Linked DNA regions of Homo sapiens: region 2 is linked to region 1. A link is an interaction called in ENCODE POLR2A ChIA-PET data of the cell type or tissue named here. Cell type or tissue: PC-9. All regions are shown on one strand. Each heading gives the region's core, and the rest is flanking DNA. Links, peaks and the distances in the headings are about the cores only.

Region 1 (15,301 bases), core at 285-5,284:
AGCCAAAGACCAAAACCCAGGATCTTCTGACCCCCAGAGTGGGGCTTTTAATGCCACAGCCACACCATGGCCACCATCACCTTCTCCAGAGAATTCTGTCCCCAGTGAAATAATTTTAGGATCAAAAATAGAATAGATAGGGGCCAAAGGTCTCAGGTCCTGGGCCAGTGGCCCTCCAGCACCCGCCGTCCTCCATCAAAAGACAAAAACAGAATAGACAGGCAAATGTTAGGTTAGACAACTTCCCTGTCTGACTCCCTGTGGCCAGCCACGTCTGGGTGGCTTGTCTACCCCGACAAGGGCACCTCCTTTCCCTTTATCCTTCAAGCATGGTTAGAACTACACAGCATTAAGTGGAGTCAGCCACTCACTAGCCCTGTGACCTTGGGGAAGTCAGTGTTCTCCTTTGTATAAGTGAATTGGCATGAGCTAATACAAAAACAATCGCTAAGCAGAGTTCTTGGCTCATCATAGCAACTGCTCAATAAATATTTGGAGTAGGGGTTACTCTTTCAAAAGGCCCAGCCCCTATTTCGCTTCCTCCTGGGGAAAGCCATGTTTGGAATATTTCACCCAGAGCTAAAGGTGCCTCTGAGTCCATCAAGTAATTTCTCAAATGCAGACGATTTCTGGGCAGCCCAGCACCGCCCCCCCCAACAACCTGTCCCCTCAATTTTAATGAGTTTCCAATCAGGTCTTTTGGATGTCGTATTTTGGCTCCCTCTGCTCTTAACCCACCAGGAGGCTCAGAGGGAGAAGGCTCCGGTATTTCCTTTCCCACTAGGATCGTGCCTTGAACAAGATAATGGAAATACAGAAAGAGGCGTTTCCCCCATGGGGCTGTACTGTCTGCTTATTTTTTTCCTCTCAGTTATGTAAAAATACATATTTTATACCATCGCTGGGCCCTGGGAGCCTTTAGGGCTTTACTTTCTTCTACCCAGCAAGCCTTGGCCTCGTAACTCTGCAGCGACTCTCATCGACTCTTCCATTACACTCTGATAATTCAATAAAAAGGATTTTAGAAAACAATTAGGGGCAGCAAAGTCAGGTCAGGCCTGATGCATTCTTCAGACTTCTCGGCAAGTCCTTCTCCAAGCTCCAAAGACAGTAGATCAGGTGTCCAGGGTGAGGCGGGAACACAGAGGGGCTCCTTGTGGAAGACAGGTGCTGTGTGACTTTCGCAACACACTGAATTGCTTCTCTGTTTCCTATTTATTTATTTAGTGACAAGGTCTTGCTCTGTTGCCCCGGCTGGAGTGCAATGGCGCGATCTCGGCTCACTGCACTCTCTGCCTCCCAGGTTCAAGAGATTCTTGTGCCTCAGCCTCCTGAGTAGCTGTGATTACAGACACACGTCACCATGTCTGGCTAATTTTTGTATTTTAGTAGAGACGGGATTTCGCCATGTTGGCCAGGCTGGTCTCAAACTCCTGACCTCAAGTGATCCACCTACCTCAGCCTCCCAAAGTGCTGGGATTACAGGTGTGAGCCACTGTGCCTGCCCTCTGTTTTCTCTTGTATCAAACAGGGATACCTAAGCAGGCCTGGTGGCTCACAACTGTAATCGCAGCACTTTGGGAGGCTAGTTGGGAGGTGAGAAGATTACTTGAGCCCAGGAGTTTGAGACCAGTCTGGGCAACATGGTGAAACCCCATCTCCCCAACAAATATTATTTTGAATTAGCTGGACATGGCAGTGCATGCCTGTAGTCCCAGCTACTCTGGAGGCTGAGGTAGGAGGATCATTTGAGCACTGGAGCCACTTCACTCCAGCCTGGATTCACTTCTGGCTCTGCCATTAGTTGAGAAGCATAAGTCATTTTATCTCCACCATCTTGGTTTCCTCATCTGTAAAATGGGAATGTTGATAGCACTTAATTCATAAGGTTCTTGTAAACACTCTGCAAAGGTGAGTGATTAGCCCTCTTGGCCCAATACATTCCCTTTCCAGTTCTAGGAAAAATTGTGAGCTGCCTGGAGCCTCCCCTCCCCCAGGCTCTCCTTCCCCCACCCCCGCCACTAAAGCTCCTCAGGTTATCTCTTGCATCTACTGGAGAAAATTCTTTCATGCCGGCCAGCTCATCATTTCGAACCTCCCAGGGCCATTTGCACTTTAAAGAGGGCTCTAGAGAAAGACTTTTCTTCTTTCAAAGGAGTTGTAAATGCTGTCCAGGGCTTTTAACCTGGTGTCTGTGGATGGGCTCTGGTGGGGTCCCTGAATCCCCTGAGACTGTACACAAACCTGTCCGTGCAGGTGATAAGGCCCATTGCTTTCCTAACATCTCAACTGGGGAAAACCCAAACTCCAGGAGTTGAGCTTTCTCTGAGATCTTGCTGAGATCCAGCGCTAACAGTGGAATTTCAGGCATCACTGGGGAAAAGAAATGTTTGGCCAGAGGCCTTGCCCTTCAGATCACCGCAGATAGATAAGAGACCCTGTCACCTGGCAGATAACAGACCCCGCATGATGGGATCACAGACTCCAGGTTTCCTTATGGCAGAGGACAGACTTTCACTTCCTGGGTGTTTTGGCCACTGGCCTGCCTGGAGGCTAAAGATTAATCCTTCAGGCAGTCTTGTCCCTTTCATCTCCTGGCAAGGGGTGCAGTCATAGGGTTCAGATTGGGGTGGGAGGTGCCCCTCTCCAGACCTCTGCTGAGAAGAGTCCAACCGCCAGCCCACTGGGGAGGAATCCCCAGAGAAACTGGAATTGCTAGGGATTACAGCCTGATCAGGCTCCTGGCTAGGTAGGGTAGAGGAGGCTCCCTTCCTGCTGCTCCTAGAGGCTCCTGAAACCTCTGCTGGGCTGGGCTGCCTGCCAGCATGGAGGGGCGGGAACTGGCTATACCGCCTCCAGTTGAAACGGTGCTAACTGATAGGGGTGCCGCCCTTCCAGTCTGCAAAAAAAAAAAAACAGTTTTATTTCAAACACAAAGTAAAGAAAATAGTGTAACACACACTACATATAGTATAATGAAACCACAGGTATTCATCACCCAGCCCCAACAGTAGTTTTTTGCAATTTTTAAAGTTTTTGTAAACTTTGTAATTGTACCAAATCTTCTTTCATCTTTCTACCTTTGCATTTTTATTTTTGTCTTTGCAGAATTTTTTGTTTGTTTGTTTTTGAGACAGGATCTAACTCTGTCACCCCGGCTGGAGTACAGTGGCCCAATCTCGGCTCACTGCAGCCATTACCTCCTGGGCTCAAGCCAATCCTCCCACCTCAGCCTCCCAAGTAGCTGAGAAGGCAGGCATGAGCCACCACACCAGGTTAATTTTTGTATTTTTTGTAGAGACGGGGTTTCATCTTGTTGCCCAGGCTGGTCTCAAACTCCTGAGCTCAAACAATCCACCTGCCTTGGCCTCCCAAAGTGCTGGGATTACAAACATGAGCCATCACGCCCAAATTGTATATATATATATGTGTGTGTGTGTGTGTGTGTGTGTATATGTGTGTGTGTATATATATATGTGTATATACGTGTGTGTGTATATATATATGTGTATATACGTGTGTGTGTATATATATGTGTATATATGTGTATATGTATATATATATATATATATTTTTTTTTTTTTTTTTTTTTTTTTTTTGAGACGGAGTTTCACTCTTGTTGCCCAGGCTGGAGTGCTGGAGTGCAATGGCGTGATCTCGGCTCACTGCAACCTCTGCCTCCTGAGTTCAAACCATTCTCCTGCCTCAGCCTCCCAAGTAGCTGGGATTACAGGCATGCGCCACCACACCTGGCTAATTATTCTATTTTTAGTAGAGACAGGGTTTCACCATGTTGGTCATCCTGGTCTTGAACTCCAGCCCTAATATATATATATAATTATTTTTTATAATTATATATGTATTTTATAATTATATATATTTTTATAATTATATATATATATATATATATATATATATATTTTTTTTTTTTTTTTTTTTTTTTTTTTGAGACGGAGTTTCCCTCTTGTTGTCCAGGCTGGAGTGCAATGGTAAAATCTTGGCTCACCACAACCTCGGCCTCTTGGATTCAAGCCATTCTCCTGCCTCAGCCTCCTCAGTAGCTGGGACTACAGGCATGCACCACCACACCTGGCTAATTTTGTATTTTTAGTAGAGACGGGGTTTCTCCATGTTGGTCAGGTTGGTCTCGAACTCCCGACCTCAGGTGATCCGCCCACCTTGGCCTCCCAAAGTGCTGGGATTACAGGTGTGAGCCACCACACCCGGCCCAAATAATATTTTAAAGCAAATCCCAGATAACATTTCTCCTGTAAATATCTCAGTCTGCATATCTGAGAAAGACATCTTTTAAACATGATCCCATGCCATTAGTAAAGCACCTAATAAAATTCACAGTAGTTCCTCAATATCATTGAATGGCTAAGCCACATTTTAAAAAATGTCTTTTAAACAATTTTTTTTGTTTGTTTGTTTTTGTTTTTGAGACAGAGTTTCACTCTTGTTGCCCAGGCTGGGTGCAATGACGTGATCTCGGCTCAACGCAACTTCCGTCTCCTGGGTTCAAGCAATTCTCCTGCCTCAGCCTCCTGAGTAGCTAGGATTACAGGCATGTACCACCAAACCCAGCTAATTTTGTGGTTTTAGTAGAGACGGGGTTTCTGCATGTTGGTCAGGCAGGTCTCCAACTCCCGACCTCAAGTGATCCGCCCGCCTCAGCCTCCCAAAGTGCTGGGATTACAGGCATGAGCCACCGTGCCCGGCTTTTTTTTTTTTTTAGGTGGAGTCTCTCTCTGTTGCCCAGGCTGGAGTGCAGTGGTGCAATCTCAGCTCACTGCAACCTCCGCCTCCCAGGTGCAAGCGTTCCTCCTGCCTCAGCCTCCTGAGTAGCTGGGATTACAGGCGCATACCACCAAGCCCAGCTAATTTTTGTATTTTTAGTAGAGACAGGGTTTCACCATCTTGGTCAGGCTGGTCTCGAACTCCTGACCTCATGATCCACCCGCCTCGGCCTCCCAAAGTGATGGGATTACAGGCATGAGCTACTGCACCTGGCAAACAATTATTAATAGTTTGGGTTGGGCGTGATGGCTCACACCTGTAGTCCCAGCACTTTAGGAGGTCGAGGCAGGAGGACTGCTTGAGCTCAGGAGTTCAGACCAGCCTGAGCAGCATAGGGAGACCCCATCTGTACAAAAAATTAAAAAAAAAATAGCCTGGTGTGGTGGCGCACACCTGTGGTCCCAGCTACTAGGGAGGCTGAGGTAAGAGAGTCACTTGAGCCCAGGAGGTCGAGGTTGCAGTGAGCCGAGATCACGCCACTGCACTCCAGCCGGGCAAGAGAGGAGACTCTGTCTCAGACAAATAAAAAAATGTGTTTGAATCAAGATCCAAGCAAGAGCCACATTTTACTTTTGTCTGTTATGCCCCTTAAGACTCTTTTTACCTATAAGCTTCTCCATCCCTTTTTGTTCATCTTTTTTGAGGTATAATTGACTACATATGTTTAAAGTATACAATTTGATGAGTTTTGGTATTTGTATACACTGTGAAACCACAACTATGATAGTGAATGTATCCTTTGTTTGTTTCTATTTTGATGTAATTCCAGACTTACAGACTTCTTTAAAAAACAAAACGAAACAAAACAAAAAACACACAGGGTCATTTGTTCTGTAGGATGTCCGGCATATATATATTTTTCTGAGACGGAGTCTCACTTTTTCGCCCAGGCTGGAATGCAATGGCGCAGTCTCAGCTCACTGCAACCTCCGCCTCCCGGGTTCAAGCAATTCTCCTGCGTCAGCCTCCCCAGTAGCTGGGACTACAGGCCAGCACCACCATGAGCAGCTAATTTTTGTATTTTTAGTAGAGACGGGGTTTCATCATGTTGGCCAGGCTGGTCTCGAACTCCTGACCTCAACTGATCTGCCTGCCTCAGCCTCCCAAAGTGCTGGGATTACAGGTGTGAGCCACTGTGCCCAGCCCTGCATTTTGTTTTTGGTTGAATGCATCTTTGAGGTGTCCTTAAACGCGTTCCTCAATCCCACATGTAACATGAACTACTACTGAGATATACAGGCTTGCCTTGATTCAGATCAGTATTTTAGGCAAAAATATTTTATAAGTGTTGCCGGGCGCTCCCATAGCATTGTATCAGGAAGCAAGAAGCTCTCTTGCTGATTCACTTTCAGGATGCTAAGCTTCTGTAGGTGTCAGCAGATCTCTCCATTATCAAATTCTCCATCAGCCCCTTCACCTTGTGGTTTTAGCACTGTGGATGATGGCTGTTCCCATCCATTAGCTCAAACAACAAACATTCATTAACCACTCCCATGTGCCAAGCATTCTGTTTAACACTAGGAACAAAGAGATAAACAAAATACGGTCCCTGCCTTTAAGAAGCTCATAAGGGGCTGGGCGTGGTGGCTCAAGCCTGTCATCCCATCACTTTGGGAGGCTGAGGCAGGCAGATCACTTGAGGTCAGGAGTTCGAGATCAGCCTGGCCAACTTGGTGAAACCCCATCTCTATTGAAAATACAAGGCCAGGCGCGGTGGCTCACGCCTGTCAATCCCAGCACTTTGGGAGGCCGAGGCGGGCAGATGACGAGGTCAGGAGATCGAGACCATCCTGGCTAACACGGTGAAACCCCTTCTCTACTAAAAATACAAAAAATTAGCTGGGCGTGGTGGCGGGCGCCTGCAGTCCCAGCTGCTCCGGAGGCTGAGGCAGGAGAATGGCAGGAACCCGGGAGGCGGAGCTTGCAGTGAGCCGAGATCGTGCCACTGCGCTCCAGCCTGGGTGACAGAGCAAGACTCCGTCTCAAAAAACAAACAAACAAACAAAAAACCTCATAAGGTACTGTGGGATGGAGACAAGTAAACACTTATCGTTTTATTTATTATTTATTGAAAGCCAATTATGTATCAGGCTTTGTGCTGGATGCCAATAATTGCATTATAATGTATGATAAAAGTGATAGCTACTATTTATTGGAGTGCACTATAGTACGCCTTGTCTCACCAGTCTTCATACAGCCGTTTGCTATAATACATACATACATTGTACAGATTTTGGGGTTTTGTTGTTGTTGTTTTTGGAGATGGAGTTTTGCTCTTTCTCCCAGGCTGGAGTGCAGTGGCGTGATCTCGGCTCATTGCAACCTCTGCCTTCCGATTTCAAGCGATTCTCCTGTCTCAGTCTCCTGAGTAGCTGGGATTACAGGCATGCACTACCACGCCTGGCTAATTTTTTTATTTTTAGTACAGATGGGGTTTCACCATGTTGGCCAGGCTGGTCTAGAACTCCTGACCTCAGGTGATCTACCCACCTTGGCTTCTGAAAGTGCTGGGATTACAGGCATGAGCCACCGCACCGAGCCCTGTTTGTTTTTTATTAGAGATGAGGACTCATTATGTTGCCTAGGCTAGTTGTGAACCCCTGGCCTCAAGTGATCCACTCGTCTCGGCCTCCCAAAGTGCTAGGTCTACAGGCGTGACCATTTTACAGATTTGGAAGCAGAGACTCACAGAGAAGTAAAGGGATTGGCCTGATGTTACACAGTGTATTAGTCAGGGTTCTCCCAAGAACAGAACAAATAGGATATATACAGAGAGAGATGAGAGGGGACTTATTAGGGAAATTGACTCATGGGATTATGGAGGCTGAGAAGTCCTAGGATAAGCCATCTACAAGCTGGAGAACCAGGAAGCTGGTAGCATTGCCCAATCCAAGACTTTCAGTCCCAGGCTGAAGGCCTGAGAACACTGGGGGGCTGCTGGTACAAATCCCAGAGTCAAAAGGCGAGAGACCCTGGAGTTCTGATGTTTAAGGGCAGAAGGCAGGTGTCCCAGCTCTAGAAGAAGAGAGAGAGAGAAAGTGAGTGAATTCACCTTTCCTGCCTGCCTTTTTGTTCTATCCTGGCCCTCAGTAGACTGAATGGTGCCCATCCACGTGGGTGTGGGTGACTTTTCCTCACTCAGTCCACTGATTCAAATAGCAGTCTCTTCAGGAAACGTCCTCCCAGACATACACAGAAATAATGCTTTATGAGCTATCTGGGTATCCCTTAATCCAGTCAAGTTGACACCTAAAAGTCACCATCACACACAATAAAAATGACACAGCTGGGGCGGGCGCGGTGGCTCATGCCTGTAATCCCAGCACTTTGGGAGGCCAAGGCAGGCAGATCACAAGGTCAGGAGATCGAGACCATCCTGGCTAACCTGGTGATACCCCGTCTCTACTAAAAATACCAAAAAATTAGCCAGGCGTGGTGGTGGGCGCCTGTAGTCCCAGCTACTCAGGAGGCTGAGGCAGGAGAATGGCGTGAACCCGGGAGGCGGAGGTTGCAGTGAGCCAAGATCACACCACTGCACTCCAGCCTGGGTGACAGAGCGAGACTCTGTCTCAAAAAAAAAAAAAAAAACAACCAAAAAAATGAAAGAGCTGGAATTTGAACCCTGGGCCACTGCCCTCTGCAGTCTCTTAATCTCTGTGCTATTCCACTAAGATCAGGGTGGGGTTTTGTTTCTGGGTGCCATTTGAACTGAGTGGCAAACCTTGCTTAATTTAGCAAGAAATAGTCTTTTGCGGGGACCTGAAATTCCAGACTCCGGGGCAGCCAAGAGAAGGAAGGCAAGAGGATGGCCTGAGCTCCCTGTTGTCCAGCCCAGCAAGAGCTCCCATGACAGCCACAGGTCAGGGGAGCAGGTGACCAGGGCTGGAACCAGAGGGGCATTTGGTCCTCTGGCCAGCCTATAGAGCAGACACAATCATCCCCATTTCCCAGAAGAGGTGACTGAGGCTTAGAGAAATGAACGACCAGTTTCATGGCAGAGGCAGGGAGGCTGGTGTTCTGGCTTAAGACCATCCTGGCACAGTGGTTCCCAGCATAGACTTCAGTTCCTGACTGCCTGCTTCTGAATTCTGCCCTTCTTTTTTCTTTTTCTTTTCTTTTTTTTGAGACAAGGTCAGGCTGGAGTGCAGTAGTGCAATCTCAGCTCACTGCAACCTCCGTCTGCCTCCTGGGCTCAAGCGATCCTTCCACCTCAGCCTCTTGAGTAGCTGGGACTACAGGCATGTCCCACCATGCCCAGCTAATTTAGGTATTTTTTTGTAGAGACAGTATTTCACCATGTTTCCCTGGCTGGTCTCCAGCTCCTGGGCTCAAGCAATCCACCCACCTCAGCCTCCCAAAGTGCTGGGATTACAGGTGTGAGCCACCATGCTGGCCTGAATCCTACTTTTCTACCTGCTAGTAATAAGCCTTTGAGTCAGAGCCACAGACTCTTTGGACTTCTAATTTCCTTATCTGTACAACTGAGAATAATAATGGAACCTACTTTGTTGAGTGATTTCAAGAATTAGGTGAAGGGCCGGGCGCGGTGGCTCACGCCTGTAATCCCTGCACTTTGGGAGGCCAAGGCGGGTGGATCAGGAGGTCAGGAGATCGAGACCATCCTGGCTAACATGGTGAAACCCCGTCTCTACTAAAAATACAAAAAATTAGCCAGGCGTGGTGGCGGGCGCCTGTAGTCCCAGCTACTCCGGAGACTGAGGCAGGAGAATGGCGTGAACCCTGGAGGCAGAGCTTGCAGTGAGCCGAGATCGGGCCACTGCACTCCAGCCTGGGCGACAGAGTGAGACTCTGTCTCAAAAAAAAAAAGAATTGGGTGAAATAACCTAACTAAACATGGCAGACGGGAGTGCAAATCAACGTGAACTATTATTTCCATATTCCACATTACTCAGGGGACAAGATTTTTCCTGAACCAAGTCCATGGGCAGCAGGCCCCTCCAACTTAAGTGGAGTGAGTTAAGCCCCCTGGAAAGTGGGGCTGCTGTCATGGAGCCCTGTGGCTGACTGGGTGTCCTCCCACTGCTCAGATACCTTTGGACCTGGCATCTCAAGAACAATAGATAAGGTGCTGCAGTTCATAACTGTGGAGGCCCAGGGACCTGTTGCTTCCTGTCCCCCGCTTCCAAGCAAAGAAGGCCCCACCCTCTTCTCAGAGCAAGGGAATCAGGTGCCAGAACTCTGTCTACTTGGGACGGAGAGATAAACCCTTCCCCAACCAACCCTCTGCTGGCTCGGCAGCCAATGAAACCACTCCCTGCCAAGTTCAGCCTAGCCCCACACCAAAGATGTTTGGAGACAAAGGGCTCTCTGATTTTACCTGCTGTCATTAAAATACTTCATTTTCTTAGTGTATGCCCGTTGAATCCTTGATGTGACATCCATATAGATTAATTCCCTTTCAAAAAAAGGGACTTTGTGGCTAACACCATTTATTTATTCATGTATCACATCCCAGGAGGTGGCCAGACAACGTAGTGTGGGGAATTGACAGGTCTCGAGACCATTTTTTTTTTTTTTAAATAATAGGGTCTCGCCTCTGTTGCTCAGGCTGGAATGCAGTGGTGGGATCATAGCTCACTGCAACCTTGAACTCCTGGGCCCAAGTGATTCTCCTGCGTCAGCCTCCCGAGTAGCTGAGACTAACAGGTATGTGCCACCATGCCTGGCTAAGTTTTTAATTTTTTATTTTCTGTACAGTCAGGTGCTCACTATGTTGCCCAGGCTGGTCTTGAACTCCTGGTCTCAAGTGATCCTCCTTCCTTGGCCTCCCAAACTGGTGGGATTACAGGTGTGAGCCAATGTGCCCAGCTGTAGGTCCTTGAATCCTTGATGTAAAGTCTATATAGTCTAAATTCCCTTCAAAAAAGGGACTTTGCAGCTAACATCATTTATTTATTTTTATTTACTTTTTTGAGACAGAGTCTTGCTCTGTCGCCCAGGCTGGAGTGCAGTGGCGCAGTCTTGGCTCACTGCAACCTCCACCTCCTAGGTTCAAGCGATTCTCCTGCCTCAGCCTCCCAAGTAGCTGGGATTACGGTGTGCGCCACCACACCCGGCTAATTTTTTTTTTTTTTTTTTGAGACGGAGTCTCGCTCTGTCGCCCAGGCTGGAGTGCAGTGGCCCGATCTCGGCTCACTGCAAGCTCCGCCTCCCGGGTTCACGCCATTCTCCTGCCTCAGCCTCCCAAGTAGCTGGGACTACAGGCACCCGCCACTATGCCCGGCTAATTTTTTGTATTTTTAGTAGAGACGGGGTTTCACCGTTTTAGCCGGGATGGTCTCGATCTCCTGACCTTGTGATCCACCCACCTCGGCCTCCCAAAGTGCTGGGATTACAGGCGTGAGCCACCGCGCCCGGCCTCACACCCGGCTAATTTTTGTATTTTCAGTAGAGACAGGGTTTTGCTATGTTGGCCAGGCTGGTCTCAAACTCAAGTGATCCACCCACCTTGGCCTCCCAAAGTGCTGAGATTACAGGCGTGAGCCACCGTGTCTGGCCTCATTTATTTACGAAATCCCAGGAGGAGGCCAGAACATAGTGTAAGGAATTGACGAGTCTTATGACTTGAAGCAAAATTTATTTCCTTCTCTAACTCTCAATTTATCTTCTGTAAAATGACTCAGTTAGCTAGAAGGAGGCTTGAGATCTCTTCTGCCTCTAAGAACCATGATATTGAGCTTCTTGAGATTGAAAACTGGCACTGCACAGGATCCCATTTTTTCCTTTTGGGGACCAGGAGTTCTCAAGCAAGGGGTGTTTACGGAATCATGATGCTGTTTATTGCTTTTCAGTATTTAGACTCAACCTCCAGACAAAGTACAGAAGATTTAATTATAGCTATAGAACAAAATGTAAATGTTATGAATAATATATAACTATTAAAAATTGGGAATTGCTTGAGAGGGAAGCCAGGAAGCTTGAGAAGGACATTAAATTCCTCATCTTCTAACAAGTACTTCTCTGGAGAAGGAGAATTGGGCTGAGTGGTGAGTTCATAATTATTCGCTATATTATTATACTTTATAATTTATATATGTGATACATTTATTCTCTTTATATGTCAAATATTATCTCTAAAAGATAAAAAAAAAAAAAAGTAATAGAGGCAGCGGATCACCTGAGGTCAGGATTTCAAAGCCAGCTGGGCCAACGTGGTGAAACCGTGTCTCTACTAAAAATACAAAAATTAGCCGGGCCTGGTGGTGGGTGCCTGTAATCCCAGCTACTCAGGGAGCTGAGGCAGGAGAATCCCTGGAACCTGGGAGGCAGAGATTGCAGTGAGCCGAGATCACGCCATTCCATTCCACTCCAGCCTGAGCAACAAGAGCGAAACCCGTCTCAAAAAATAAATAAATAAATAAATCTGTGTTGAAGGTCCCACTCCCTCCACTGTCCACAAAGATGACCCAACAAACCCGGTGCTACCAACTGCCCCTATTTGTCTGGGATCCTGGGTCTCTGGGGGTGTAAGACTTTCAGTGCTAAAACCATGAAAATCCCAGGTAAACTGGGAGAAGTTTGTTCCCTTACCAGAGTCAGTGAGGACTGATTGGATGGCTTGTCCACCCCACGTGCTCATGTACTCATGTATTTGTGGAAGGGCTGTGTCTTGGTCTTGCCAGGTGTTGTAGGTGGGAAAGGTGGAACTGGCCAGGCTGGATCCAGACTGTAGCCGGTGGCAAGAGCTTCCTGCCAGGGTGGAGACCTGCAGAGCAATAAAACCTGGGCAAAGGACAAGGGTTCCAATGAGGCCTAGAAAATTCCAGAGTCCAGATACAGGACGAGGCATCTATAATTCTCCAGAGTAACTGTCCAACTTTTCAGGCCACATTAACTCACTCACTCACTCGTTCATTCATTCATTCATTCATTCAATAAACACTCACTGGCACCTAGCATGCACAAATGCTTGGCTGGTGACAGGGGCCCCTCCCTATCCTGAAGAAGCTTTTGATCTGATGGAATAAACAGACAAGGGAGCCAGGGATTTACAACCCAAGGATTTACAACCCAGAGCAATAAGCAAGGATAATCCTTTTGTTGTTGTTGATGTTGTTGTTGTTGGTAGTCTTGCTTATCACCCAGGTTGGAGTGCAGTAGTGCCATCTCGGCTCACTGCAACTTCTGCCTCCCAGGTTCAAGCAATTCTCCTGCCTCAGTCTCCTGAGTAGCTGGAGTTACAGGCACCCGCCACACACCCAGCTAACTTTTGTATTTTTAGTAGAGATAGGGTTTCACCATGTTGGCCAGGCTGGTCTCGAACTCCTGACGTCAAGTGATCTGCCCGCCTCAGCCTCCCAAAGTGCTAGAATTACAGGCGTGAGCCACCACGCCTGGCCAACAAGGATGATCTTAACAATTATGTATTATTATTTTGTTTTGAGACGGAGTTTCAGAAATATGATGGGGAGCAAAGTGACATTTAAGCTGAGTTAACCAGTGTTTCTGGCAGAAGTCACCACCTGGGCAAAGGCCCAGAAGGGAGAAGAGCTTAGTCTAGCCAAGAAGGGAGAGGCAGGAGGTTAGACCCAAGAGCAGGGAAGGGGCTGGGCATAGTGGCTCACACCTGTAATCCCTAACTGCTGAGTACCCGCAGTTAAAAGACTGAACTGTGGCCGGGTGCGGTGGCTCATGCCTTTAATCCCAGCACTTTGGGAGGCCAAGGCGGGTTGATCATCTGAGGTTAGGAGTTCGAGACCAGCCTGGCCAATATGGTGAAACCCCGTCTCTACTAAAAATACAAAAATTAGCCAGACCTGGTGGCAGACACCTGTAATCTCAGCAACTCGGGAGGCTGAGGCAGGAGAATTGCTGGAAACTGGGAGGCAGAGGTTGCAGTGAGCCGAGATCGTGCTACTGCACTCCAGCCCAGGCCGACAACAGCGAGACTCCATCTCAAAAAAAAAAAAAAAAAAAAGACTAAACTGCATAAAGGGTAAGGTCCAGGAACACTGAGATGCTGAGAGGATGTCACACAGCTTGTCTCCAGGAATGTCACATGATTTAGTATGATGATTAGGAGCATGGGCCCTGAAATGAGAGGGCTGGATCAAATACTGGGGATACTGGGCTATGTTGACCTTGACAATTTATGAAACCTCTGCGCACCTAGGTTCTTGTCAATTAGTAAAATAGAGGTAGTGCTAGTTCCTACCATCTAGGAGTGGTATAAGGATGAAATGAACTAATACCTGCAAAGTGCTTAATACATCTAAATGCTCAATAAAGGCCTGACATGGTGGCTCATGCCTGTAATCCCAGCACTTTGGGAGGCCGAGGAGGGTGGATCACTTGAGGTCAAGAGTTCGAGACCAGCCTGGCTAACATGGTAAAACCCATCTCTACTAATAATACAAAAATTAGTCGGCGTGGTGGCAGGCTCCTGTAATCCCAGCTACTCGGGCTTGGGAGGCTGAGGCAGGAGAATCGCTTGAGCCTGGGAGGCAGATGTTGCAGTGAACTGAGATCGTGCCACTGCATTCCGGCCTGGGCAACAGAGCGAGACTCCATCTCAAAAAAAAAAAAAAAGACTTAATAAAGAACATTTAAAACACTATTGTCTTGCCCTACCCTTCTGATGTGAAAAAACACATGTATGGGTAGCCTGGCAGTGACTCAGTGCTCAATAGATGTCTGTGCCTTGTTAGAGATGTTTAGAGCTCTCTCTTCCCTTTCTGGGCTAAGAAACTATGTTTCTGGGAGGCAAAGGTACTTGCCCAAGGTCACCAGCAAGTCCCAGACACAGCTGTCAGGCTGGGCTTGACAAACTTTAGATTTTAAGAGGTTCTGCAAAGATCTGATTCAGGGTATGCATGGGGAATTCCCTTGCTACCCAGAATTTCACAGATCTCACGCTCTCTTTCTTTCTCTTTTTTTTTTTTAGCCTCCCCTCATGTTAAAAAAAATTAGTTTGCATATGGTAAAATTCACACTTTTTGGGATTCAGTTCTGTGAGGTTTTTTGTTTTGGTTTGGTTTGGAGTTTTTTCTTGAGACAGGGTTTCACTCTGGCACCCAAGCTGGTATGCAGTGGTGTGATCATGGCTTACTGCAGCCTCGACCTCCTGGGCTCAAGAGATCCTCCCACCTCAGCCTCCCAAGTAGCTGGGACCACAGGTGGGCATGCCACCATGCCTGGCTAATTTTGTTCATTTTTTGTAGAGAAGAGGTTTCACTATGTTGCCCAGGCTGGTCTTGAACTCCTAGGCTCAAGGGATCCTCCCTCCTCAGCCTCCCAAAGTGTTGGGATTACATGCATGAGCCACTGCATCTGGCCAAGTTCTGTGAGTTTTGACAGACACAAGCAGTTGTATATCCACCACTATAATCAAGATGTAGTACAGTTCCATCTCTGGGTGTGGTGGCTCACGCCTGCAATCCCAGCACTTTGGGAGGCCAAGATGGGCGGATCACGAGGTCAGGAGTTTGAGATCAGCCTGGCCAATATGGTGAAACCCCGTCTCTAATAAAAATACAAAAAT
Region 2 (15,301 bases), core at 4,500-9,499, 850 kb before region 1:
CATTTCCAGAACTTTTTCATTACTCCAAACAAACTCTGTACCCATTTAACTATAGTTTCCCATTCCTCCCCAACCCCCAGCTCCTGGTAACCAATATTCTACTTTCTAGACAATATTCTACTTTCTTTCTCTGCCTATTTTAAGTATCTCATGTGTCTGGTTACCTGATGTAAATGGAATCATACAATATTTGTCCTTTTCTGTCTGGCTTATTTCACTTTGCGTATGTTTTCAAGGGTCATTCATACTGTGGCATGTAACAGAACTTCATTCCTTCTTAAGGGTGAATAATATTCCCTTGTACTTATATACCACATTTTGGAATTTATCCATTCATCTGTTGAAAGACACCTGGGTTGTCTCCATCTTCTTTTGGCTATTGTAAATAATGCTGCTAGGAACATTAGTGCATTAGTATCTGTTTGAGTCCCTGCTTTCAATTATTGGGGGTATATACCTATAAGTGAAATTGCTGGATCATATAATTCTATGTTTAACTTTTTTGGGGGAACCACCTGTTTTTCACAACAGCTGCACCATTTTACATTACCACCAGCAATGCATGAAGAAAACTACTTTTATGAGAGACAGCCCCACACAATTAAAAAAAAAAAAATTGGGCTGGGCGCCGTGGCTCACACCAGTAATCCCAGCACTTTGGGAGGCCGAGGCAGGTGGATCATGAGGTCAGGGGATCAAGACCATCCTGGCCAACATGGTGAAACCCCATCTCTACTAAAAATACAAAAAAAAATAATAATAATTAGCTGGGCGTGGTGGCATCTGCCTGTAGTCCCAGCTACTAGGGAGGCTGAGGCAGGAGAATCGCTTCAACCCGGGAGGCAGAGGTTGCAGTGAACTGAGATCATGCCACTGCACTCCAGCATGGCGACAGAGCGAGACTCCACCTCAAAAAATAAAAAATAAAAACATAAATTCTACTCTGTTTTGACAGCACTTGCCATCTGTTTAAACCCTTCCAATACATTTATATTTGTGAATATATATACATGTATATATATACATATTTTATTGAGATATAATTCACATATCATACAATTTACCTACTTAAAGCACACAATTCAGTGGCTTTCAGCAGAGTCACAGCTGTGCATCCACCACCAAAATAAATTTTATTTTTGAGACAGGGTCTTACTCTGTCACCCAGACTGGAGTGCAGTGGTACAATCATAGCTCACTCAGCCTCGACATCCTGGCCTCAGGGGATCCTCCGCCTGAGGCTCCTGAGTAATTGGGACAACAGGCACATGCCACCATGCCCAGCTAATTTTTTTATTTTTTGTAGAGATGGTGTCTTGCTATATATAGCAAGACCGAGGGAGGCCGAGGCAGGTGGATTACTTAAGGTCAGGAATTCGAGACCAGCCTGGCCAACATGGTGAAACCCTGTCTCTACTAAAAAATCAAAAAATTAGCCAGGTGTGGTGCCATGCACCTGTAGTCCCAGCTGCTCAGGAGGCTGAGGCATGAAAATCATTTGAACCTGGGAGGCGGAGGCTGCAGTGAGCCGAGATGGCACCACTGCACCCTACTCACTGCATTGCAGTCCAGATGACAGAGTAACACTCTGTCAAAAAAAAAAAAAAGAGACACAGAACAAATACACCTCAATTTTCATCTTATTTATCTAAATTCTTATCTTTACAGATTAAATAGTTCCAATTATTATTATTTTGTTTTTGAGACAGAGTCTTGCTGTATCTCCCAGGCTGGAGTGCAGTGGCACGATCTCAGCTCCCTGCAACTTCCACCTCCAGGGTTCAAACGATTCCCCTGCCTCAACCTCCCGAGTAGCTGGCATTAAAGGTGCGCACCACCATGCCCAGCTAATTTTTTGTATTTTTAGTAGAGATGAGGTTTCATCATGTTGGCCAGGCTGGTCTTAAGCTCCTGACCTCAAGTGATCTGCCCACCTCAGCCTTCCAAAGTGCTAGGATTACAGGTGTGAGCCACCGCAACTGGCCCCAACTCTTTAAAGGCCTAGTTCCCCATTTGCAGTTATTTTAATGCAATTATTATTATTCCAACTGAAACTTGCTACTTGTAGGTTACATATAACTAGAGCACAATCCTCAAACTTCCAAAACCCTTCCTTCCTTCTTTTCTGGATGTAGGATTCATTCATTTACTCTTTCATTCAATAAATATCAAGAACCTTTCAAATACAAAGCATTTGTGCCAGGTGTTACAAAAATGCAAGGTATAGTCAATGCCCTTAAGAAGCTTACCATCCAGTATAACTATTTAAGCAAAACTGGACTTCACTAGATGTTCTTTATTGTTTACTGCAGCTTTAGATCTATGACTGATTCTAATATTTTACAGATTTTATCATATGCTAGGTTTCTTTCCCTTAACACATGCATAATCTTGTGTTTAAATACAAAAGCTCAGCTAGGCCTTGAGGCTCATACCTGTATTCCCAGCATTTTGGAAGAATGAGATGGGAGGATCACTTGAGGCCAAGAGTTCAAGATCAGCCTGGGCAACAGAGAAGAATCCATCCCTACAATTTTTTTTTTTTTTTAATTAGCTGGGCATGGTGTTATACACCTGTAAACACTGAGTAGTCCCAGCTACTCAGGAGGCTGAGGCAGGAGGATTGCTTTAGCCCAGGAGTTCAAGACTACAGTGATTCATGCTCATGCCACTGCACTCCAGCAGCCAGGGTGACAGAATGAGACCCCATCCCTTAAAAACAGAAATTTAATAAATAAATTTAAATAAATAAAACAGAAATTTAATAAATAAGAGCTTTCCTAAATTTTGACAAACCTTTCTTCAAATTATTTCCATAATTTTATTAACACTTAAAAAACAATGATTAAAAAAGAATGGAATACTTATAAATAAATTTTTAAAATAATTGTTGAAATAAAGATCTAAAAAAAATAAAAAGACATCCCATGTTCATGGACAAAAATATTTAATATTATTAAGATGGTAATACTCCTCAGATTAGCCTACAGATTCAACATAATTCTTACTAAAATCACAGCTGACTTCTTTGTAGAAATTGAGAAGCTGTTCCTAAAATTTATATAAAAATTCAAGAGACATTAAATAGCCGAAACAATCCTACAAAAGAAGAAAAAAAGTTGGAAGGCTCACGCTTCCTAATTTCAAAACTTCTACAAAGCTACAGTAATAACACAATATGGTATTGACACAGGATAGACATACAGATAAATGGAATAGAACTGAGAGTCCAGAAGAAAAAAAAAAAAAGCCATACATCTATGCCCAATTAATTTTTGACAAGAGTGCCAAGACCATTCAATGGGGGAAACAAGTCTTTTCAACAAATAGTGCTCAGGCAACTAGATATGCACATGCAAAACAATGAAGCTGTTAGGCTCTTACCTCACACAATATACAAATTTAGCTCAAAATGGATCAAATACCTAAATGTAAGAGCTAAGATTATAAAGTTCTTAGAAAAAAACATAGGTATACCTCTGTGACCCTGGGCTAGGCAATAGTTTTTAAAATATGACACCAAAGCATGAGCAACAAAGAAAAAATAAATTGGCTTTTACCAAAATTAAAATATTTGTGCATCAAATGACACTACCCCCTTACAATTCAAGAATAAGACGACAACCCAATTTTATTTTATTTTATTTATTTACTTATTTATTTGAGACAGAGTCTCACTCTGTTGCTCAGGCTGGAGTACAGATGCACAATCTCGACTCACTGCAACATCCCCCTCCTAGGTTCAAACAATTCTCCTGCCTCAGCCTCCTGAGCAGCTGGGATTACAAGCATGCACCACCACACCTGGCTAATTTTTATATTTTTAGCAGAGACGGGGTTTCACCATGTTGCCCAGCCTGGTCCTGAACTCCTGACCTCAAATGATCCGCCCTCCTCGGCCTCACAAAGTGCTGGGATTACAGGCATGAGCCACTGCGCCCACCCGGCCTAATAACCCAATTTTAAAGTGAGAAAAATTAATAACAATGTATTACATTCTTGAAAATCACTAAGAAAATAGATTTTAAGCGTTCTCACCAAAAAAAGTTAATGCATATATTAATAAGCTCAAATTAGCCAATGTATACATATTTCAAAACAACATGTTGTACATGATAAATATATAATTTTTAAGATTTTTTCATCATAAAAAGTTCACAAAAGCCTTGAATAGGCATTTCTCCAAAGATATATTAATACTACTGTCTAGTAATCACATGAAAGGATGCTCAATGTCATTAGTCATCAGAGACATTTACTCAAAATCACAAGAAATACCAATTCATACCCACTAGGATGGCTTTATTAAAAAGACAGATAGGTACTGGCAAAAAAATTTGAAAAAATCTGAACCTTCATACACTGCTGGTAAAAATGAAAAAATGGTGCAGCCATCATGGAAAGCAGTTTGGCAGTTTCTTAGAAAGTTAAATATAGAGTTACCATATGACCCAATAATTCCACTCCTATGTATAGACAGACCCAAGAGAAATGAAAACATCTGTCTATACAAAAACTTGTACATGAATGTTCACAGCAGCATTGTTCATGACAGTCAAAATGTGGAAATGACACAAATATCCATCAACTAATGAATAGATAAACAAAATGTGATATATCCATAAAATGGAATACTATTCTGCAATAAAAAGGAACTCGGGAGTTCGAGACCACCCTGGCCAACATAACAAAACCCCACCTCTACTAAAAATACAAAAAATTAGCCTGGCGTGGTGGCACACTCCTGTAGTCCCAGCTACTCATGTGGTGAGGCATGAGAATCACTTGAACCCAGAAGGCGGAGGTTGCAGTGAGCCAGGATCGCACCACTGCATTCCAGCCTAGGTGATAGAGTGAGACCCTGTCTCAAAAACAAAACAAACAAACAAACAAAATGAACTTTGTTAACCGAATTTTTTCTCAATTTTTTTAAGAAATATAATGAGGACCCAGGTTTTAAGAATTTGGATTTCGGCCGGGTGCGGCAGCTCACGCCTGTAATCCCAGCTCTCCGGGAGGCCGAGGTGGGCGGATCAAGAGTTCAGGAGATCGAGACCATCCTGGCTAACATGGTGAAACCCTGTCTCTACTAAAAACACAGAAAATTAGCCAGGCGTGGTGGCGGGCACCTGTAGTCCCAGCTACTCGGGAGGCTGAGGCCGGAGAATGGCGTGAACCTGGGAGGCAGAGCTTGCAGCGAGCCGAGATCATGCCACTGCACACCAGCCTGGGTGACAGAGCGAGACACCATCTCAAAAATAAAAAGAATTTGGATTTCATCCTAAAACCCATGGATACTACTAAAGGATTATTTAAGCAAGTGATAAGTTTGGATTTGTATTTTAGGAAGATAAACCCTGCGCAACACAGTGCTATAAATGCCTAAACTTTTTTTTTTTTTTTAGTTTCGCTCTTGTCGCCCAGGCTAGAGTGCACTGGCAAGAGCCTGGCTCACCACAACCTCCACCTCCTGGGTTCAAGCATTTCTCCTTCCTCAGCCTCCTGAGTAGCTGGGACTACAGGCACACGCCACCAAGCCTGGCTAATTTTTTTGTATTTTTTAGTAGAGATGCAGTTTCACTGTATTGCCCAGGCTGGTCTTGAACTCCTGACCTCAGGTGATCCACCCACCTTGGCCTCCCAAAGTGCTGGGAATACAGGCAGGAGCCACCATGCCCAGCCCTAAACTTTTAATATGTAATGTAGTTACATTACATTACATATTAAAAGTAATTATATACATATTTAATATGTAATTACATTACATATTAAAATACATATTACATTAAAATAGTTATTACATTAATATGTAATGTAATGTAAATTTAGCAACACTTGAGTTGTTCTGAAGCTTATGCTAATAAAATCCTGGTTTCTTGCTACATTCTAAGTATGTTTGCCAAGTAATTTTCCTCTGGGTACATACTTTTATTTTGCTTATTTAAGAAGCACTCATATAGCACTTACTATGTGTCAAGCACTATTCCAAATGCTTTAGAAATATTAACTCATCCATTCCTCGTTACAGTTCTATAAGTCTATTATTCCTATTTTACAAGAACAAACAGTCACAGAAAGGTTAAGTAACTTGCCTAAAAATCACACAGCCAGTTAGTAATGCATGTTTTTGAACTGGGTTTTTATTTACAACCCTGATAAATATGTGGGACTTCTGATCTGCCTATTATCATCTTTACCATTTTTTAATTTCTAAAAATAGCACTTCTGTGCATCTGTTCTCAATTTAGTATGCACTATTTTTTTTCTGTGCAGAATTTATAGTGTTAATTCTATCCATCCTTGTGAAGTTTGGTTAAAAAATACTTTCAAGGAAGTGTTTTTTTAGTTTTTATTTACCATAGTTTACACTGTAAGTATGTTGTTTGTATTTACTGTAATACAGTGGTAATTTAGTTAACTTAATGACATTCTGTCTTTCAACTACCTAATTACCTAGTTTTAAAAAAAAGCAATAATTAGTTTTTTAAGGAATTAAGAAGTCATTTTATCCAAAGTATCTATAATTCAAATATTACATATAAATTCTCATCCTGTACCCAATATTATAGGCAAAAATTCACTAAGAAAATGAAAAGTTCTTTAAAAATAATTATAAAATTACATCTGTGTTTATTTTCCCATCCATTCACCCTACGTTAGCCCAATATTCCAGAGAATATAATTTAATAACAGACACAAAAAAGAATACAGAAAAATGTCTTGGAGTTCACAATATAATTTTATTAAAACTTATGGCCAGGCGCAGTGGCCGGCGCCTGTAATCCCAGTACTTTGGGAGGCTGAGACAGGCGGATCACAAGGTCAGGAGTTCCAGACCAGCCCGGCCAATATGGTGAAACCCCGTCTCTACTAAAAATATAAAAAGTTAGCCAGGTGTAGTGGTGCAGGCCTGTAGTCCCAGCTACTTGGGAGGCTGAAGCAGGAGAATCACTTGAGCCTGGGAGGAGGAGCTTGCAGTGAGCCGAGATTACGCCACTGCACTCCAGCCTGGGTGACAGAGCCAGACTCCGTCTCAAAAAAAAAAAAAAACTTATTCAGATGCAACTTTTATAGTGTTTCTAAAGTTCTTACAAATGTCAATTATCAAGGTGTTTATAAGTTGAATATTGACATTTGGGAAAATTAATTTATTATTCATTCCATTTTACCATAGTATTTTTTTTCAAGTAAAATCTTTGTTTCAGTGTTTCAGAATGACAATCCAACAAGTTGCTACTTATAAACTGGAGAAAAGAAAAACATTAACAAATTCACAACTCCATTGTAAAGGATAGCTATTTGTTGGCTTAAGTCTGTGTTTGGCTTATGGTCACTGTCATAAGACACACTTAAACACGAGTTTTATTGACTTAGATGACTGTAATGAAAACTTTAATTCAAACAAATAATTTGAGTTATGTAATCAGTCTTCTACCAACAAATTTTAAGTGTTCTATTGAATTGCTAATAAAAGCATTTTAATGCCTAATATCTCAAACTAGCTATCAGAATACAGTATATATATGACTATGGGCACATCTGAATTTTACTCAAAATTAGTATTTATGATACATAGTTAAGCACAAGATAGTACTCACTTGTAAGGGACCAAAAACTCATATTCTGTTTTCACCTTTATGCTTAACTATAGAAACTATATATCGGAGTACAGTCGTCCCTTGGTATCTGTTGGAGATGGGTTGCAGGACTTCCCGCAAAATTTCCAGATGCTCAAGTCCCTAATATAAAATGGTTTTGTATTTGCATATAACCTATGCACATCCTCCTATATACTTTAAATCATCTCTAGATTACTTATACCTAATACAATGTAAGTGCTACATAAATAGCTGTTACACTGCATCACTTAGGGAATAACAACAAGAAAAAGAAGTCTGTACATGTTCAGTACAGGTAAAAAAAAAAATTTTTTTTTTGACACAGGGTCTCACTGTCACCCAGGCTGGAGGGCAGTGGCACGATCTCTGCTCACTGCATCCTCTACCTCCTGGGTTCAAGTGATCCTCCCACCTCAGCTTCCCAAAATAGCAAAATATCACTATTCATATAGCTTACATTAATACTGTTTCTTCTGTTGCCCAGGCTGGAGTGCAGTGGCAGAATATATATAACCCGTGTCCTTTATAGAAGTATAGAAATGCACCCATTTTAAATGTTCTATGAGTTTTTTTAAAAAGTATGTATGTTTGTGTAATCACATGGTCAAGACAGAGAACATTTCAATCATTCCGTAAAGCTACTTTTGGTCCTTTGTAGTTAATCCTGCCCACTCCAGCCCCAGGCAACTACTGATCTGCTTTTTCTTACCATAGGTTTGTCTTTTAAAGAACTTCACATAAATGGGTCTATACAGTGCGTACTCTTTACCTTTTTGTTGTCGTTCAAGCACCACAACCTTCTAAAAGGGAACACAGTATTTTTAAAACTGGGTATAAAGGTAATAAATTTTTTGTTCTTTTATAGATTCCTATATTATTCCATAATATAGCCAACCATATATTTTTCATGTATATGTGCAAGTATAGGTTACTTAGCCATAATAGTGTTATTTATTCATTCACTCAAGATGAATTTACACATAGGTTCTGGCCCATGTTGCTTATAGCTTATTAGAAGAGACTAAACCACAGGGGGAGGGTTAACTTCTAAACTACAATTTACAATAGCAAACCTCCTTTATAGACGTTTGTTTTCAGAAGAAGGGAAATAGAGAAAGGATACAAGATGCCATAGCAGAACAACAAAATGTATAGACTACCGTGAGAAAACGGATACACGGGGTGAAAGGGGCAGATTAAAAAAGACAAAGCAGAAAGAACCAAAGTAAATTAATAAAGGCTCTATGCAAAATACCACTATTCACATAGCTCACATTAGTACTATTTCTTCTGTTGCTCATCTCTTCTTGAATTTACTTTGTCTCTGAAACATACTAGCAGAAATAGGGAACAATGGCATCCATGCTTCCATAAAACTACTGCCAAAGAAATCAAGAGCCCCACGGCACCTTCATTTCTAAAGTAATTCCCCTTAGGTGGTGGCTTCTGCTTAGCCTTCTCCTACTTTTCACTTCTGAGTCCCATCATCAGCCAGGAGAGAGGTATTTCTTGACCTCCTGGGCTCATGTGATCCTCTCACCTCAGCCTGCCTCCCAAGTAGCTGGGACTACAGGTGCGTAACACCATCCCTGGCTAATTTTGGTAGAGAGGGGGTTTTGCTACGTTGCCCAGGCTGATCTCGAACTCCTGAGTTCAAGCGATCCGCCCACCTCAGCCTCCCAAAGTGCTGGGATTACAGGCGTGAGCCACTGAGCTAGGCCAACATAGGTGTTTTGATCAGCCATCACTTCCTCTAAATGTTAAAGACACTCACCAAAGCCAGGCAATGATTTGCTAATTTTGAGTATTAAAATCTTCCCCAAAAGAGTCATAATCATATTCTTTATGAATTTTTGTATGTAGTTTATAAAATTTGTCTCATTACTTTATGGAAGCTGCTTAGTAAAGAATCCTACACAAACTATTCTTTTTATACCATCTGAACAATGGTGTAATCTTATTAGGGCCCAAAGTATAAATGCCAATTTCAAACGTTCTTTTTTTTTTTTTTTTTTTTGAGACCGAGTCTCACTCTGTCGCCCAGGCTGGAGTGCAGAGGCGCCATCTCCGCTCCCTGAAAGCTCCACCTTCCGGGTTCAAGCCATTCTCCTGCCTCAGGGGACTACAGGTGCCCGCCCACCACGCCCAGCTAATTTTTTTGTATTTTTTTAGTAGAGACGGGGTTTCACCATGTTGGCCAGGATGATCTTGATCTCCTGACCTCGTGATCCGCCCACCTCGGCCTCCCAAAGTGCTGGGATTACAGGCGTGAGCCACCGAGCCCGGCCTCAAATGTTCTTACTGACTGTTAAGACAGTCAATATAATCTCACAGCTCTGGGGTAAAACTGGTGAAGTTCAAATTCCAGCCTCATCCACGAGATATGTGCCCTTGGGAAAATTAGTAGATCCCTCTGTACCTCAGTTTGTTCATTTACGAAATAGGGATACTGGTACTACATCGCAGGATTTTTCTAAGAGTTAAATGTGAAAAATATATGTAAAATGGTGTTAAACATAAACTGCTTGACATATAAATTGCTCAAAAAAGGTTTTCAATTATTACTAACACTGAATTTATTCTTTTGACTAGCATGTCCTACAAAGATTGCCTCAGGTACAGTTTTTTTTATTAAAACTAAATTTTTTTCTTCTCTTGCTTTATTTATTTATTTTATTATTATTATTTTTTAAGACAGGGTCTTGCTCTGTTGCCCAGGCTGGAGTGCAGTGGCATGATCCCATGATCATGCAGGCTCAATGCAGCCTTGACGTCCTGGGCTCAGATGATCCTCCCACCTCAGCCTCCTGTAAAACTAATTTTATAAAGATAAGCATAATCAGCCAGGCCCAATGGCTCACACCTGTAATCCCAGCACTTTGGGAGGCTGAGGCGGGCGGATCACCTGAGGTCAGGAATTCAAGACCAGCCTGACCAATAAGGTGAAACCCTGTCTCTACTAAAAACACAAAAATTAGCTGGGCATGGTGGTGTGCACCTGTAGTCCCAGCTACTCATGAGGCTGAGGCAGGAGAATTGCTTGAACCCAAGAGACGGAGGTTGCACTGAGCCCAGATCGCACCACTGCACTCTAGCCTAAGCAACAGAGAGACTCCGTCTCTAAATAAATAAATAAATAAATAAGCATAATCAACAACTTAGCTCACTATTAGAAACTTTTCTGTTCTTCTCTCATCTTCAAAACTAAATACCAAATTCAGTAAAAGACTAATCACAGTGTTTCCTGAATGAAAAAGAAGTGATAAACATTCATGGGTGGGAAGCAATAATGATCATTACCTATTTACCACATAAATGTTAAAAATAAAAGAGAATGGGCTGGGCACGGTGGCTCATGCCTGTAATCCCAGCAGTTTGGGAGGCTGAGGGAGGCAGATCACCCGAGGTCAGGAGTTCGAGACCATCCTGGCCAACATGGTGAAACCCCATCTCTACTAAAAAAATACAAAAAATTAGCTGGACATGGTGGTGCGTGCCTGTAATCCCAGCTACTTGGGAGGCTCTGGTGGGAGAATTGCTTGAACCTGGGTGACAGAGGTTGCAATAAGCCAAGATTGTGCCACTGCACTCCAGCCTGGGTGACAGAGCACGACTCCGTTTCAAAAACCAAAAAAAAAAAAGAGAAAAGTATATATTTTTCAAAAGCTATTAAGAACAAATAAAAGTAACTGAACTCTCATGTAACAAATGTTTAGTTCAAATGATTAAATATATATATCCTTTATTACATCAAGTTTATTTATTCTGAAAGCTAGATCCATTATCTGTAGTTAACTCATAGAGGAAATCTCTACCTTTTCACTCAAGTACATAATTATCATTGGTCTTATACTCTGTTAGTTTATTTAAACTTGACTTTTATTAACACAAAAGCAAACAGAAGACACAGCAACCTTCTTTGCGTAACTTGAAATAAAATCTTAGCAACAGCAAGAAAAGACAATAATACAAATTAATAAGCAACATTTCTATTGAAAAATGTCTTTTACCTCTCTAAAGTTAAAAGGTCTATATCCTATGCCACTGAATAATCTTTATTTTTTTCTAGTTACCTGTTACTCTTAATATAAAATATACTCTGAGGAGTCAACTTTTTCATATAAAAAGTGTCTGTTTTGGCCGGGCGCAGTGGCTCACGCCTGTAATCCCAGCACTTTGGGGGGCCGAGGTGGGTGGATCACCTGAGGTCACGAGTTCGAGACCAACCTGACCAACATGGAGAAACCCTATCTCTAATAAAAATACAGTATTAGCCAGGTGTGGTGGTGCGCCCTTGTAATCCCAGCTACTTGGGAGGCTGAGGCAGGGAAATCGCTTGAACCTGGAGGTGAAGTTGCGGTGAGCTGAGATTGCACCATTGCACTCCAGCCTGGGCAACAAGAGCGAAACTCTATCTCAAAAAAAAAAAAAAAAAAAAAGTGGCTGTTTTTTATATATAATACTAATCACACTGGGAAATGTTTTTCTGTACTACCACTTTGAAATTTTAGGGGACTCCTGGAATAATCAGAGTCAAGAGTAAATTAAAATCAGGCCAAGAACCACTGGATTAGAATATGAATTTATATCCTTTTATTTTAAATAAGCAATAGAATTCCAGTATTGAGTGAAAATAATGAAAGCAGAGTTTAGGAAGGGACACAAAAACAGGTGGTAAGCAATCAGAAAGAGATGGATCTAAAGACAAGAAGCTGGGATGAACTAGGTATGACTTTTGACATGTTTGAACTTCATTATTTCCATAATACTTTTAGTTTACTAGACATGGATCCACAGAGATTATTAGATACTAAACAAGAAAAGAATTCAATAGATTATTTTTCATGTTAAATGTTTTCAAAAAATCCTTTCCAAAAAGGTATCTTTGTACATAAAATATTATAGGCATTTATGATCTATGATATAACAAGGGCCCTAGGAAGAAATATAAATCAGAAATATTCTATAAAGTCAATAAAACATTGCTACTATGTTTAGGATTTTCCATTTTTGCACTATGAAGTATAATTCTGGATGGTACCATATCAAATAGATTAGCAGTAGTAAAAAAAAAATCATAGTTTATTTTCTCTTAACTCATTGTCATATTTCACATTTTCTTTTAAAAATCTTCCGGTCTTAAATGTTTAATTTAAACAAAGATTGTGGCCGGATGCGGTGGCACATGCCCGTAATCCTAGCACTTTTGGGAAGCCATGGAGGGTGGATCATGAGGTCAAGGGATCGAGGCCACCCTGGCCAACATGGTGAAACCCTGTCTCTACTAAAAATACAAAAATTAGCTGGGTGTGGTGGCACGCGCCTGTAGTCCCAGCTACTCAGGAGGCTGAGGCAGGACAATCACTTAAACCCAGGAGGCAGAGGTTGCAGTGAGCTGAGATCATGCCACTGCACTCCAGCCTGGCAACAGAGTGAGACTCTGTATCAAAAATAAATAAATAAATAAATAAATAACAAAGATTATATCAGATCAGCATTTAGCTCTTATTTAACCAGTTCTTTCATTTGATATATAATCTCTTAACTCATGCTTTTAAAATCATTAAAATTGTTAAATCTATTGTTTATATTTATCTATTTTTCCAATTTGTTTATACTCTTATTTTTCCTGTTTTATCTATGATTTTTCTATAATCTTATATTTCTCTATTTCTAGAATGATTCATTCAGTTTCATTTCTATCTTAGTTTTTCATTTGCCAAAATGAATAGTTTTCATTATAGAATGTACAACAAATGGTGCCTTTTCTCTGCAGCTGAATTTTTTTCCCAGGCACTTCAAAAAGGAATCCTAGCCTTCGAATTTGAACTTACTAATGGCAAACAATTTTATTTAAAAAAAATATATAAACCATGTTCTTTAAAGATGGAAAATACAAAAATAGAATTGAAAAATAGAAAATCAGTGATGTATACTTTTGTTCAGGATTTTTGTAACACAAGTTACTTTGAATATAATTGTAACAGCATAATTTTTATTTACTTATTTTATTAAGAGTGTCACATGTTAATTATGGGGTTACCAGAAACATCATTTAATGGCCATGTATTATAACATTAATTAATTAGCCAGGACCCTTTTCCCATTGTCAGGCAATCATCGTATTAAATTTAAAAAGAGGTTGCAAGAAAGACTAGCACTGTTTTGATAGGAAGGTTAAATGCAAACTCAGTTGAATAGTAGACATTTTGAATCTACTTCTAAAGTTTAATAATACCCAAGCGCAGGCCAGGTGCGGTGGCTCACGCCTGTAATCCCAGCACTTTGGGAGGCTGACGCAGGCGGATCACGAGATCAGGAGATCGAGACCATCCTGGCTAATATGGTGAAACCCTGTTTCTACTAAAAAATCCAAAAAAAATTAGCCGGGCGTGGTGGCAGTCGCCTGTAGTCCCAGCTACTCAGGAGGCTGAGGCAGGAGAATGGCGTGAACCCAGGAGGTGGAGCTTGCAGTGAGCCGAGATCGTGCCACTGCACTCCAACCTGGGCGACAGAGCAAAGACTCCATCTCAAAAAAATAATAATAATAAATAATAATAATAATACCCAAGTGCAGGTTTTCCAACCTTGTTTCCCCCCAAAAAAAAAATTTAAATTTGGAAAACGTACGTTCTATAAAAAAATTAAATTATATCACACCAATTACTTAAATTCCCCTCACTCTGGGCCAAGTTTTTAAATACTATTTATAGATGAAAATCTAGACTACTGATGTAAAACATGCATACATAAATATTACTAGACAGAACTTGATAGTATATACCATTGGGAGTTAGTACAGCACAGTAGTCAAGAGGCTAGGCTAAAGTGAGACTACCTGGGTTGGAATTCTGGTTCTACAATTTACTAGCTTGTGACTCTGGGTGAGTTATGCCTTCAATTGCTCATCTCTAAAGTAGGATAATAATAACCATCTCAAAGGGTAGTCAGGAGAATTCGCTGAGTTCTTATTTTGTTTGTTTGTTTGTTTGTTGTTGTTTTTTTGAGACAGAGTCTCACTCTGTCACCCAGGCTGGAGTTCAGTAGAGTGATCTTGGCTCACCACAACCTCTGTCTCCCAGATTCAAGGGATTCTCCTGCCTCAGCATCGCGAGTAGTTGGTATTACAGGTGTATGCCACCATGCCTGGCTTTTTTTTTTTTTTTTTTTTTTTTTTTTAGTAGAGATGGGGTTTCACCATGTTAGCCAGGCTGGTCTCAAACTCCTGACCTCAAGTGATATGCCCACCTCAGGAGTTCTTATTTGTAAAGTTCTTGGCACACAGTAAACACTCTACAGCTAGCATTTAGTTTTTAAAAATTTTTTAACTTTAGCTAACATTTACTGAGCACTTAGCATGTGCTAAATTAAATGCTTTACACGAATTTGCCTCAAATAATCTTCACAAAAACCTAGGATGAGGCACTATTATTGCTCCCGTTTAAAGATGAGAAAATTGAAGCAAAAAAGATTAAATTATTAGGCTAAGGCCATACAAGTAAATGTCAGAGCAACAATATGAACTCCAATCTAGCAGCATGGCCTACAATTTCAACATAGGTTATAGGATATACTATATACTAGAAGCGGTAGCCTCCTGCAGCACTCTGTCTTGAAAAGAGGGCAGGAGAGTCACAAGAGACTTTGCTGAAATAAACTAGAATATTCCAAGAAATAGTTTA

What was found. Peaks named below come from ENCODE experiments on the same cell type or tissue, not always from the same donor. Only the 100,000 strongest peaks of a DNase experiment are listed, where the experiment ranks them.
Region 2: POLR2A ChIA-PET joins it to region 1 with 8 read pairs; 1 of 35 experiments calls an interaction of 5 or more read pairs at or near these places.

Annotation. Positions count from the first base shown.
Region 1 is chr16:68,719,667-68,734,967 of GRCh38, reverse strand. It overlaps a transcript of CDH3 not described here. Among named protein-coding and RNA genes, the nearest start is that of CDH1, 10 kb to the left of the region's middle. RefSeq lists enhancers at 1,703-2,378, 6,279-6,423, 6,075-6,594, 11,227-11,371, 14,614-14,743 and cis regulatory regions at 6,351, 11,299. In PC-9, for the core only: no CTCF peak of the experiment used is centred there; a DNase peak (open chromatin) is centred at 2,677; H3K4me3 peaks cover 605 bases; H3K27ac peaks cover 2,014 bases.
Region 2 is chr16:69,570,627-69,585,927 of GRCh38, reverse strand. The region is part of intron 2 of NFAT5 (nuclear factor of activated T cells 5); the gene reads right to left. Among named protein-coding and RNA genes, the nearest start is that of NFAT5, 12 kb to the right of the region's middle. In PC-9, for the core only: no CTCF peak of the experiment used is centred there; no DNase peak of the experiment used is centred there; H3K27ac peaks cover 890 bases.